Linked DNA regions of Homo sapiens: region 2 is linked to region 1. Evidence: read pairs that join two places in POLR2A ChIA-PET (ENCODE). Cell type or tissue: endothelial cell of umbilical vein. All regions are shown on one strand. Links, peaks and the distances in the headings refer to the core of each region. The heading gives the core; the rest is flanking DNA. Region 1 overlaps LINC00598 (long intergenic non-protein coding RNA 598). Region 2 overlaps LOC124903162.

Region 1 (6,749 bases), core at 944-4,943:
GTATTGAGAAGTTTAGGAGAAAAAAGTGCCATGATTGATTGGTGATGTCTGCCATGGCACAGGAAGAAGGAGGGTGGCATTTACACCACAAATCTGACATCCCTCACCTAGACAGTCTTTAGTCTTCCCATTCCCTTCAAAAGTTGAGACATCTTTTCAGAGTCCCTGATTACAGAGCACCACAAAAATCTAATCAAGGGAGTCATCCATCTGGGATTCTCTACTTCCCTTTCCTTGTTGTTTCCTGGATTATTCATGTAGGAAAATTACTTTTCATCCTTCAATTCCTACCAAGTTTGTTTCCTTGTTCACAGGGAGCCAGCTAGACTCTCTCAGACCCTCCAGTAGAAAACGATAATCTATGGACAGTTATTTGTTTGCAAAATCCTGTGCACTTTGGTTCCACAGCCCAGCATTCAAGTTGAGAACAAGAACATTCCATCTCAACTTTTTATTGGTATTACTCATGTATGCTTCAACTCATCTCCTTACACTCTGCTTCTAAAATTAGGCATTGGAACAAATGCCATTCCTGCGTCAGATGGGTTTGTTTTTCTTATCTCATAGGTCAAGAAGACATCCTCCACTCCTGCTTCCTGACCCGCCTGGACTACCTGGAAAAAAAAAATCGTAAGCATCTTATCAGTAGCCAAGTTTTCTCATTGGGGGCTATAACCCTCATGTGACTAAAGAGAAGCCCAAAGCGTGCCGGAGCTTGAAGAGCAGAAGGCCTTTCAGAAACAATCACTAAATACAACTCAAGACTGAAAGCTCAACTTTCGGAGTATGATTCTATTTCACTTCTCATTATGCTACAACTGGACCCTTAGGGCTTATTAGAAATTTCTTTTGGGGGACCCAGCCATGTGTGTACCCATAACAAAGAATGATCTTTGTCTGGAAAGGTTGTCCTCTCAAACCCAACATGCAGCTGCAGGAGATCTGGGCCATGGAAGGGAAAGGACAAGTCTATCCAGGGAACATGATTAGCAAGCAATGCAGTGACAAAAGTAGCAGCTACATTGCCCCTGGATCTGTATCTAATTCTCAGGGAACAAAAACTTTTTTCACAATATTATTTATTTCTCACTTTCATCTCTAAGGCAAGACAATCAATTCTATGAAGGTAGGGCCCATGTCTTTTTTTTTTTTTTTTGTATTTATTTCTAAAATGAGCTTCCAGTAAATATTTATACTTTGACAGTAGGGTGGGCATGATAACCATTTTATAGATGGGGACAGGAGACAGCTAAGGTTGTCTGGCTACTACCTAGAAGCTTGATGACTGAATTAACAAATTACTAGTGAAGAGTAAAGAGTACACAAAGAGATGACCTGACTTCTAACCTCAACGCAAACATTTAAAACATGACTCGTACACTGGTAAAAGGTAATATCTCCTTTCCTTAGAGTACTAGAACATTCCATTTTACTCCAGTCTTCCCAACTTCACACAACTGCTACCCCATGAGGGTATATCATATTTGGGTTATCCACAGCTAGTATGGTCTCAATAGCCAACGGATGGAAAGAAAGGAAATATTAAGGATCCTTTGGAAAGTGAAGAAAACACACTTTCTGAACATAGTATGAGTTAGAATCATCAAATTAAGACACCAGTAATTAGCTGGGCATGGTGGCTCACACCTGTAATCCCAGCAGTTTGGGAGGCGTAGGTGGTCAGATTGCTTGAGTCCAGGATTTCAATACTAGGCTGAGCAACATGGTAAAACCCCGTCTCCCTGGAAAAAAAAAATGCAAAAATTAGCTGGGTGTGTTGGCACATGCTTGTGGTCCCAGCTACTTGGGAGGCTGAACAGGGAGGACCACTTGAGCCCAGGAGGCAGAGGATGCAGTGAGCCGTGACTGCGCCACTGCGCTCCAGCCTAGAGGACAGAGTGAGACCCTGTCTCAAAAAAAAGAAAAAGAGAAAGACAAGACACCAGTAAATATTCAAAAGGAGCTAATATTTACTGATTAGCTCCTTTTGAATATTTACTGGTGTCGAGCATTTTATAATAAAATGTCTCACTTAAATATGTTGTTTTTTACTTCTAATCATGTAGATATTTTCATATTTTTGTTCTCATGGAGTTCTAGATCTAGAAACTTTGTGAGACGGTCTGTAAATAGAAATGGGGCGATCCACAGATTGATCAATTGTTCCCCCATCTCCTTTAAAAACATAATTTAAGCCTTGATTCTGTATAAATTATGTTAAAATAAACACAAATATTTATGATAAAAGGAAGAACAGAATAAAATTTCAGTGACACCACTAAATCTAATGGCACATGAGCTATTTAGAATAACGTTTATGAGCATTTTTACAATCGGGAATTATTTTAACATGACTCATTAGGTTGACGGGCTCCTCTTAAGAGGAAGTCACGTTGAATCTATGGATTTTTGAAGTGTTCATCCAGGCCTTGATCAGGCTGTGGGCAGACACCTCAGATCAGAGTCACCCAGGCCAACACCAATTGTTTGGTTGTAGTTTGTTTTGTTTTACACCAGATGGTAAGTGGTTGAGAGCACATCTTGCCCTTGCCGTCTCAAAAATCAACACTTCATTTATAAGAAACAGGACTATTTACACGAGTTTAAAACGGAGTTTCTTTGTGGAAAATCTGTTCTGATCAATTAAAAAATACACTTTGATTCTCACCTGTTTTCTCATCAGCTTCCCCAAGTAGGAGGATGCATTGACTCCATGTTGAGTGTTTATAGCTAATAGCATAGATACCATATTTTAAGCACCTGCCATGTTTTAGATAGTTAGCTCAATTATCCACATTCCTCCCATGTGAGGTAGCATTATTTCCCCTTGTTTTAGAGATGAAGAAACATCTCTAAAAGAGATGAGGCATATCAAGGTTAAGGAACTTGGCCAGAATCACCCAGACAGAAGAAAGCTGTGGAACTAGAATCTCAAACCAGGTCTTCTAGATCCCAGACTTATTGTCAAGCTGAGGTGGGCCAGTACTCATCGGCACAGTCCCAGAACAAAACTCAGGAGATATGAGTCTGTAGCCAGAGTGTGACTTAACTCACAGGGAAAAGACAGGTGTCTGTGTCCCCGCCAAGACTTGCAGCCTGGCTGAGCTGTCTGGGGTTTGCTGGGGCAGAAAGAAGCATTCACCTTCACTACAGAATGAAGTTCATCATAGATTAAAAGAGGTGAGCAGGAATGACCAACTAGGGAGAAGCAATGTTACACTTTGAGCAACTTCATATCTGCTCACCTACCTTTAAGTGCTAGCAGCAGACAAACGGCCACCACTAACAGCACCAGGACTGCTACCATCACTGCCACTGCCAGCACCGTGAAAATGCCAGTGCCACTCAGCTCTGCCACCCCTAGCACCAACTCATTCCCACTCTCCTTTATCTCTTTTGTTCACTGGCTTTTTTGGTCTTTCCCATCCCCTCTTCCTCGACTGTCTCCCACTAACCAACACAAAACCAGGGAGGTTGTTATCACCAGCACAGGAAAAAAGAAATCATTCTGTTTCTTGTTCAACTCCCACTCAGTCCTTGGCAGGATTATAGACCTAAACGAGGATGTTTACTGAATAACTACATTTGTGCATTTCTTTTTTTTTTTTAGACAGAATCTCGCTTTGTCTCCCAGGCTAGAGTGCAGTGGCGCAATCTTGGCTCACTGCAGCCTCTGTCTCCCAAGTTCAAGCAATTCTCCTGTCTCAGCTCCTGAGTATCTGGGACTACAGCCACACGCCACGATCCCCAGCTAATTTTTGTATTTTTAGTAGAGACGGGGTTTCACTATGCTAGTCAGGCTGGTCTCAAATTCCTGACTTCAGGTGATCCACCCACCTCAGCCTCCCGAAGCACTGGGATTACAGGCATGAGCCACCGCGCTCAGCCCATTTGTGCATTTTCGAAAGCTCACTCAATAATCAGATAACACTGGGGTCCAAACTTGAATCTGCCACTTAGGCACCATGTGACATTGGACAAGGTATTTAAAGTCTCTGAACTTTGGGTGCCCTGTCTTGAATAGGGATAAAAGTTCTACATTTTAGGATTCTTGTGATAACAGATGTTGTGGGGAGGGAGAATTTGGCATAGTTCCAAGATAGTTGCATCTGTATCTGAACCTAGAGGCAATCAAGTGTGGGGCAACCTAGCATCTCCTCTCCAGCTGGCCACTCTCAAGTCTAAGTCCCTTCCTGACTGCTGATACCTGGTAATATGGGGACCACTGGCAAGAAAGGGTATGTGAATTGAAAGAACAGGACACGGAGATCACAGGGAAGATGTGAGTGGCATTGGTGATTGTGTGTGGGGAAAGAAATGTGAATTTCAGCAAGCCTCTCATTTGTGAAGGCCTGAAAAAATTTAAACAGAAAGCAAAATTATTTCAGGTATATTAAGCAGAAAGATATTTAATACAGGGAATTGGGTGCTTACAAAGTCTTTGGAAGGGCTGAAAGACAAGTTGTGGATGACCCTTACAGCAATGACTCCCAGAACAACACAGATTGTCTCAATGGGTTAGCTGTTACTCTGAGGCTTCTACTGAAGCTATGGATTCAAGACCCTCTCCCATAGCTGTGATCCAGAGATCAAGAGGCCACAATCAGGAAGCCACCACAGCTGCTTCTCTCTCTGCAACTGTGTCTCAATGCCCAGGAAGCTGAAGAAGGCATACTGCAATGCTGCTGCAGGACAATCTCATTGAAAAAGAAAAAAGAAAGAAAGATGGCTTCCACTTCACTTCTGCCTTCCAGATCTGAAGCCTAGGAGTACACAATTATCAGAACCTAATTCTATTCAGAATCCTAGCTGCCAGGGAATCTGGCATATGTCAATTTTAAATTTCCAGTGCCTCCAACTAGAAGGAAAGCAAAATGGAGCTTGAGCAAGCAATCCACAGCACCCACTGCTTCTAAGACCTTTGAACTCCACAAGTTAAGGCTCCCTGAATTTGCCAAATTTCTTCTTCCTGCCAACCTCTATATTGATTTTTCATTGTCCAAAATCTAACACTTTATATAATCAAGACATGTTGTCTTTTTAGCTCCTACTATTTTGATTTAAAAAATCCTTCTTATCTTGTTCTAATACATCTTAAATCTCAACTACATGGATGCTTATCTTTTCTCTTTTGTAATATGTGATTTGACTTATTTTTTACATATGAATTTGTCTAACTCTGATAAACTTTGAGTTTACCCTTGGAAACTAATTTAGGATGAAGATTACATAAAAGACACTGGACAATCTTTTATCTGGCCAATCACATACCTTCAATTGATATGGGGGAGAAAATGGAGCAGAGAAATTCTCTATTTTATTTTAAGATTGCTACCAAGAAGATTCTCTAACATCACTAGATTCATATTTCTATTCATTTTGCCTTAAATGGATTCATGTTAAGGTTTTGTGAGGGGGTTTTTTGGTTTTTGTTTTGTTTTTTGTTTGTTTGTTTGTTTTTTGACATGGAGTCTCACTCTGTACCCCAAGCTGGAGTGCAGAGGCATGACCTTGGCTCACTGCAACTTCTGCCTCCCGGGTTCAAGCAATTCTCCTGACTCAGCCTCCTGAATAGCTGGGATTACAGGCATGTGCCACCATGCCCGGCTAATCTTTGTATTTTTAATAGAGACAGGGTTTCACCACCTTGGACAGGCTGGTCTCAAACTCTTGACCTCAGGTGATCCACCTGCCTCGGCCTCCCAAAGTGCTGGGATTACAAGCGTGAGCCACTACGCCCGGCCAAGTTTTTGTTTTTAATGACCAAAAACTTTAGCATGAGAAATATTAATAATAAAAATAAATGCTTGGCTTTCATTCAATTTAGTCATAAATATAAGGCATTTTTATATTCATTATTCTTTGCTGCAATCCTAATTTTTTTCTTCAATTGCAGCCTGGCCTTTTTTTTTGTATGTTACCTTAAATTTAGGAAATTTTCAAATGTATACAATAGTAGCTACTTTTATTTCAATTTTACCCCCCAGCACTAATTATTTTGAAGCAAACCTTAGAAATCATTTTATATTTTTAAATATGGAAATCCAAATTACCACTAACATACTTAAAAAATAACATTAACTACTCAATACAATTAAACATGAGTTGGTATTCACATGTCCATATCTTTCTTTCTTAACTTTTTATTATGCAGAATTTTGAACCTACACCAGAGTAGATAAAATAGCACAATAATCTCTTATATGTACATCATTTGACCCCAACAATCATCAACCCTTAGTCTTTCTGGCCTCATCCCCATCCCTCTACACTTCTGAAGCAAATCCCAGACTTTATGTCCTTTCTGTAAATATTTTAAATGTATCCGTGAAAGATAAAGACTCTGACATAACTACAGTACCAGTATCACAGGCAACGCAGTAATAATTCCTTATACAATGTTTAAATTTTCTTAACTCATAAATGTCAAAAATATTTTCACAGTTTAAAAAAATGAGGATACTTTTTAAAAATGGAATTTAAAGATCTGTACATTGCAATTGATTGACGTCCTTTAGGTTTTCTTTGATATTAATTGTTCCTTTACCACTTCTTACTTTTTTCCTTGCTATACATTTTGAAGAAACTGTGTTGTTTGCCCTATAAAGGTCCCCACAGTCTGGATTCTGGCGATTGTAGCCCCGTGGTATAGTTTAGCGTGTTTCTCTGTCATCCGTATTTCCTGTACATTGGTAGTTAGAGCTAGAGGCTTAATCATATTCAGGTATTTTTGTCAAGCCTATGTCATA
Region 2 (6,749 bases), core at 1,614-5,613, 320 kb before region 1:
GTAAAAGCCAGAATTGGTGCTTATGGGCACAAGTCCCTAGTGGTTCTCCTCCAGGGCAAAGGGCAGATGTCTGAATGACCTGTGGCCAGAAATATGAGGTGATGCACACGCAGTTTCCAAGTGCTCCACACAGCATCATGCTGAATGCTCCTAAGAACTTTTCACGCCAGGAGCCACCATTCCTGTTGTGTAGGTGACTGAACTGAGGTGGAGGGGAGGTGACTTAGCCAGATCACAGTGAGGAAATGGACTGGAGGCTGGGCCACAGGGCTCCTGAGTTCACGCTTGTTTGCTTGTTTGTTTGTTGATGCTGGTGGTGGTGATGGTGGTGGTGTTCAAATGACATCAAAGCTCTTCATCCTTGATGTGAGTCCATCATCAAAATTTTGAAAAACACCAGACAGAAAAAGATTTTCTCTCCCTGCAAACATAAACACAGGAGTGATTTATAAAAAAATAAAATAAAAGACAAAACAAAGGTCAGAATTTTGTCCAGAATAGTCAGGCTATGGTGACATGAAACCAAGCAGCTGACTTACTAATACAATGGTGTATTTCAGAGGAGCATTTGGGTATGTTGACTACACAACTGAAAACACCTGGATATTTTGTTTTGAGATTAACTGCATGATATCGTCCATGTTGGTCAGGTATCCAGGAATGATTGATTGACACCCTCCCAAGTGAAGACACGGGGCAGTTGAGCACTCCCTGGGCAATTCAGCATCTCACAGAGTTCTGTTGTTATATCTGAAATCACTAGACTCTCCCACACAAAAGAATGGGCAATAAATCAAACCTTTCATACGTCTTCCTGGTACTGAAAAGCCCACTGCTATACTGCACAAGAAACATAGATTGTGGAATGTTTTTCGGTTGGCATAGGAACAGCCTTGGAAATGTTCAGACCAGAAGGGTCAGAATGTTAGGAAGTTTGCAGCAGGAAAAATTCCTGCTGTGACCATGATAAGTTAAATATCCTGACTAGACTCTCTCTTCTCTTTCTGGCACATGGCCTAGCCGAAAGAGCGCCTCGTGTGGTTCTGTAATAGTCACACAAAACAAAATGGACCGCATCCTCCCAAGGCACCCTTGCCCGCAGACCTTTCGAGGCCCTGAAGTGCCTGTATGGGAAACTGAGGCCCAGAAATATGGAGTGCAGGGTTAGTGAGCCTAGAGAGAACATGGAAGTGGGGATGGGACAAGTGCTGTGTGTGCACCATGACATATCACACTGAGTTCCCCTTCTCAGGCCCTGTGTCCGAAAGAGAGCAAGGAGTTTAGAGCTGGCTGAATCCCAACTTGCTGCTACTCCCTGCACTCTGATGATGACAGTGACCCTACCCTGGCACAAACCTCAAGTTTCCTTAGAACCCACTGGCAAGTGGCTCACCTCTTTAGGATGAAGTGAAGAGTATTTCAAATGTCTCTCTTCTCTTTCTCCCTGGAGGTCTGGGAGGGCGTAGGTGGGAAGGTAGGGGAGAGATGGGATAGAGAGGGGCACCAGTGAGGCAGCACAACAGTGGATGAAAGAGAATAAGCAAAAGCCCTCAAGCCCCAGTGTCTTAGAGGACTCTAAACACAGTAATTATACATGTCCATGCCACCTGCAGTCAACCTTTCACAATCTCCTGAACCTCTCTTGGAGCAAACACAGCTTGTGAAAATCTGGATGTTCATGGAAGAGAAATTATGGACTTATATTCCACTAGCAACGATGATACTTTGAAAGTACTCATAAATACCTTCATTAAATGGTCAGCTTTTTTTGTAGTACACTTTAAATATGACTTGATTTCTAAAAATGTGATTTTCCCATAGCTCTTTGAGACCACACCTATTGCATAAACTGAGTCATGCCTGCAATAAAGTCAAGGTTTCCAGAGAAGGACATTCTCCATTTCTTCCACCATTTACCCTAATACTTGGGATTAATGCAGAAGCAGTGAACACGAGAGCTAGGCTGAGCAGAGCAAAGACCTCTGCCTCAAGCCACAGTGGAACCGTTTTGAGCATTATTCTTTGCCAGATTTACAGGGTGACAATAAAGCTTTCTCTGGGCCAGAGTTGTCCTGTGCTAGCATAGAAGGCAGCCTCCCAAGTTACATGGAAAAGGGGGAGAGAGGAAAGAGAAAGTGAAATGGATGAGCTTCCTGATGACTTTATTTTCCATGGTTCTGGGTTTTATGGGGCCAAAGGGAATGGAGTGCATAAGCTATGAGTGAAATGAAGCAATCCAATTGCCTTTCTGACTATATGTTTTTAATCCTGTCTCTCAAGTAGCAGCCAGTTTAACCTTTGAGCATGCCTGTGCCCAATCTGAGTGTTACACTAAGAATCACTTGACTTGGCCCAAAGCTATTTACCGCATTAAAATCACAGTGAATTCTGTAGAAATGATCAGCCAGGAATGGGCTTAGAATCATGGAAACTGCTTCAAGCATAACAGCCACTCATTCAATCAACCAGTGTTTATTGAGCACCTACTGGGTGACATTTTCTACATCAGGCAGCAAGGAACCCACTATGAATATATCCTGGATCTTGGCCTTAAAGAGTCTACAATCAAGTCAGAAGACACATACATACCCACATGGCCCAGAGCTATGTGAGTAAGACTTAAAACGGGGGAATAAAGCAACATGAAGGTAAGGGCGGTCCCAGTGACCTGTAAGTGGGAGTTGCTCTGGTCAGGGGAGGATATCCCCAGAGGATGGTGCTTGATAGAGTGCTGATAATGAGCAGAAAGCGATGCGGTGCCCTCACCATCCTGATTCAGCCACTCCAATGACTCCAGAACCAGGAGTCCCTTCTTCAGGACATTTTTGCCTCGAGGAATTCTCAACCCAAAAAGCAATGGATTTTCTATCAGGAAGGCTGCCAACTTAATTTTTTCCATGAAAATATATACACTCACACACATGCATGCACTTGCCCTTCTCGGTCTTGTCAGATTGATGGCAATTATTTCTTTTGTTCTATCTTCCCAGGTCAGGGAGGCATTCAGATCTAAATTCCAAAGGTGAATAGAGAGCAAATGTACCTCATTTTTGTGATTTCAAGCACTCTTGGGAAAGATTTAGGGTAGTAAATGAATAACAATTAACAATATTTTCCCATCTGATTGGCAGATCATATGGTGTTTGCTCTTTAGAATTAATTTAGCTTTCTAGTAAGGTTATCTTGCACACTTTCCAGGGTCCCCTGATATAAATAGACTAAGGAGTAAGAAGGAAATCAAAACAAGTGTGCATTTGTCTGGAACACAGTGACAACTATTTGGAGTGGAGAAAGTAAATACAAGAAAACAACAATTAGTAGAAAGCTTTAGGACCGAGCTAGTGCCTACAGTATCTTCATCAGATCAACAGGTTAGTCACAAAGGACTATGCTAGAAATTCAGCTCCAAGCCGAGCAGAAGCTATATGTTACAGTGAAAAGATGGGGTTGTCTCTCCTAATTTATTTTAAAAATCAGTTGAAGTTTAGCAAATTTTTTTTTGTAAAGAAATAAAAAAGAAATGTCCTTACTGTTAGTAAATAATGAAAAATGGGTCCAGCTGCAGTCACCTAGAGCAAGTACTTGTCAATGGCAAGCTGGGGGGAAAAATGAGCATTTATCAGCCTGAATACCTTAGTTTTCTCCTTTGGGAGGGGGGCAGAGGTATGGAAAGAAATCCTGTGGCGATCTTTACCTTCATTTTATCTGTAAATCTGAATGAACAATATGCCCTTCATGATTCTATTAACTAAAGAAGAGATGCGTGAACAGAGCCCCTGTTTGCCCAAAACTCCCCCAGTTTTATAGCACTGGGAGTCCCAGGGGCAATCTCTTGGTCCTGGGCAAACCAGGATGGTTGATCACCCTGGGAGAGAAAGAATTCCCAAATCCATTCCCACCAAAGAAATTCTGAAATAAAAAGGGCTTTTTGTCTAGCTCAAAGCACCCTTCCTACCCACCCACTGACTCGGTGGTTCTGGCTCCTTCCTGAATACATGGTGAGTGGACTGTGCTGGGAAGGTAAACAAAAGGAGAAATCCCTTCTTTTCTCTTCATAAGTTCTCTGATTGGTGCCTCTTTCCCATGGCCAACTCAGGTACTGACAGCAGATGAAGTTCTTGGTAAATGAGAATCTCATCCACCTACAAACAGTAAGCTGTACATTCCGAAGAGGCTGTAAGATGTTTCTCCCTAAATCAGTGGTGTCAGCACCACCCACTTGTTAGACATGCAAATCATCAGGCCTTACCTCAGACCTACTGCACCAGGAGCCCTGGGGTGGGAGCCCAGCAAGCTGTGTTTTAATAAATCCCCCAGGTGATTCTGAGGCATGCTCCAGTTTGAGAACTGCTACTCTAGAGACGGATTTTGAAAGATCAGCTATCATAGGTATGCCTGATGTGCCTATTACAGGTACAAAGAATACACTCAGAATTTAGTATGTGAGCTTAAAGAATTTTTTTTTTTTTTTTTTTTTTTTTTTTTTTTTTTTTGAGGCGGAGTTTCGCTCTGTCGCCCAGGCTGGAGTGCAGTGGCGCGATCTCGACTCACTGCAAGCTCCGCCTCCCGGGTTCACGCCATTCTCCTGCCTCAGCCTCCCGTGTAGCTGGGACTACAGGCGCGCGCCACCATGCCCGGCTAATTTTTGTATTTTTAGTAGAGACGGGGTTTCACCGTGTTAGCCAGGATGGTCTCGATCTCCTGACCTCGTGATCCGCCCGTCTCGGCCTCCCAAAGTGCTGGGATTACAGGCGTGAGCCACCACGCCCGGCCGAGCTTAAAGAATTTTTATTGCAGTCCAAACAATGGCTAAACATAATTTTCTTGCCTGATTTATACCCCATGAAGTAGCTAGCCTGTTTCACCATTAGGTTACACTCAGGTCCAGAATGACTATGTTTTCTCATTCTCCAAATCTCCAGAAAAAAAAAAAAGCTTAGAGGACAACTACAATCTGGATGGGGGTAAGCAATAGAACAATCACCATTTTAATTGGAAAGGATCTCCAGCAAACATTCATCTGTGGCACAACCATGCGCTGGGGTCAGAAATTGTCACCCCTGAGAATAAAAGCATCAGTAGATTCTGAAGAATGTGGTTAGATGTCACCTTCTCTCCTCCTCTCCTCCTTTCCGCACTGTCACCCTCACCACACCTATCTTTTCCTCCCCCTGGAAAAAAAAAAAAAAGCAGAAATTGGATCCTAGAAAAGTGCAGGCGCCTCTCCAATGCTGGCCCTGTCAGGGAAGTGACACCTCTCCGTTAGGCCTGTTGGTCTCTGCCCTCCTGGACAAGCCCACTTCAAAGTTGCCCAGCAGCCTAGCTTCCTGGCCTTTAGAAATGGTGATGGATTCATTTAGAATCAGGGGCTACCGAGCTGGGAGCTGAGGTGCTGCCGAAATGGCAGGTGGTTGGCGGTGGCTTGACAGCAATTAAATGTACAAATCTTTGATTAGGCTCCCGGGAATGGAGTCATTAGCAACCCTGAACAGACCAGCTTGCTTTCCACCGCCTCATTAACTGCTCCGCTAATGTTACTTTAAAAAGCCGAGGGGATGAGGGGAAAAAGAACACCTATCCAACACAGAATGAGTGACAAAGCAGAAAGGGAGGGGAAGAGGCCGGGGTAAGCATTTCTAACTGAACAAACAGGTCCCTGCTTTTTTCATGCTGTGGTCGCTGACATGAGTGTGCATGTGCACATTTGCTGGACTGTGAAATAGCCCCATACCTGTCTGATTCATCTGCCAAGAAGGGCTTTTTTTCTTCTTTTTTCTAATCTGCCTTTTCAAAATCCCGGTTGATTCACTCTTCCAGCCAAAGCCTCCGTTTTGGCTCAAAGTCCACATCTATCAGATCTAGAGTGGGGCTACTGCACAGCTGTCTACACCTTTCCAAAGAGTGGTCTGTCTGGAGTCTGCATTCCACCCTTTGGGAGCCACAGAAGCTGTGTTAATACTCCACCTCTGTTGCGTGATCCTGGCTCCCACTGTGATGTTCATCTATCTCCCAGGGATGGCATCCCCAATTGATGTCTACCTGGCAGGTTTCCTCCGTATTATTAGAGAGCTAAGGTCTGGCTAAGCACAGCCATGCATGTTGAAACATCTTCCCAACAGGGAGCTTTAAAACAAGAGGGAAATGTGTCTCACAACCTTAATGTAAAATCCTGTGTGATCATTTATTTGATTAAACTGAATTCATTGCACAATTTATTATTTTTATTTTTCTCAACCTGCCAGTCACTGGATTAATATTTATAAAGTATGCGCCACACATACTTATTGATCATCTGTTATAAACGTCATTAATTTGTTGTGGAAAATCTACAGGTGAAGGACGGTCTCTATCTTTGAGTTTAGAATCTATTAGAAAGAAGCATCCTATGCATCTTCCCTCGTTTTTTTATTTATTTATTCAACAAACATTTGTCATGCGCCTGCTTAGTTTAAGCATTGTTCTTGTCAATAAAAATATGAAGGACAACATAGTATAATAATTATAATTGCATACTATCTGATAAGCATTTTATATGCATTAATTAATTTAATTATCGCAGCAACTCTGAAAGGTAGTATTTTTATCTCCGTTTTAAAGATAAGGGAACTGAAGCACGGAGAGGTTAAGTAACTTGCCCACGGTCACACTATTGGTAAATAGCAGAGCTGAGATTTAAGCCTAGGCAGTCTGGCCGCTTAACAACTATGCTGTGCTCCTTTGAGGTGCTTTTAGCTTAACGGGGAAGACAA

What was found. ChIA-PET counts read pairs that join two places held together with the same protein. Peaks named below come from ENCODE experiments on the same cell type or tissue, not always from the same donor. Only the 100,000 strongest peaks of a DNase experiment are listed, where the experiment ranks them.
Region 2: POLR2A ChIA-PET joins it to region 1 with 7 read pairs; 2 of 35 experiments call an interaction of 5 or more read pairs at or near these places.

Annotation. Positions count from the first base shown.
Region 1 is chr13:40,406,405-40,413,153 of GRCh38, forward strand. The region is part of intron 6 of LINC00598 (long intergenic non-protein coding RNA 598); the gene reads right to left. It also overlaps the pseudogene RN7SKP2. Among named protein-coding and RNA genes, the nearest start is that of LINC00598, 71 kb to the right of the region's middle. RefSeq lists an enhancer at 1-600. In endothelial cell of umbilical vein, for the core only: no CTCF peak of the experiment used is centred there; no DNase peak of the experiment used is centred there; H3K27ac peaks cover 620 bases.
Region 2 is chr13:40,081,896-40,088,644 of GRCh38, forward strand. It overlaps LOC124903162, which reads right to left. Exons shown (of 5, transcript XM_047430821.1): 5 at 1-421. The coding sequence ends at 356. Among named protein-coding and RNA genes, the nearest start is that of LINC00332, 97 kb to the right of the region's middle. In endothelial cell of umbilical vein, for the core only: no CTCF peak of the experiment used is centred there; a DNase peak (open chromatin) is centred at 3,136.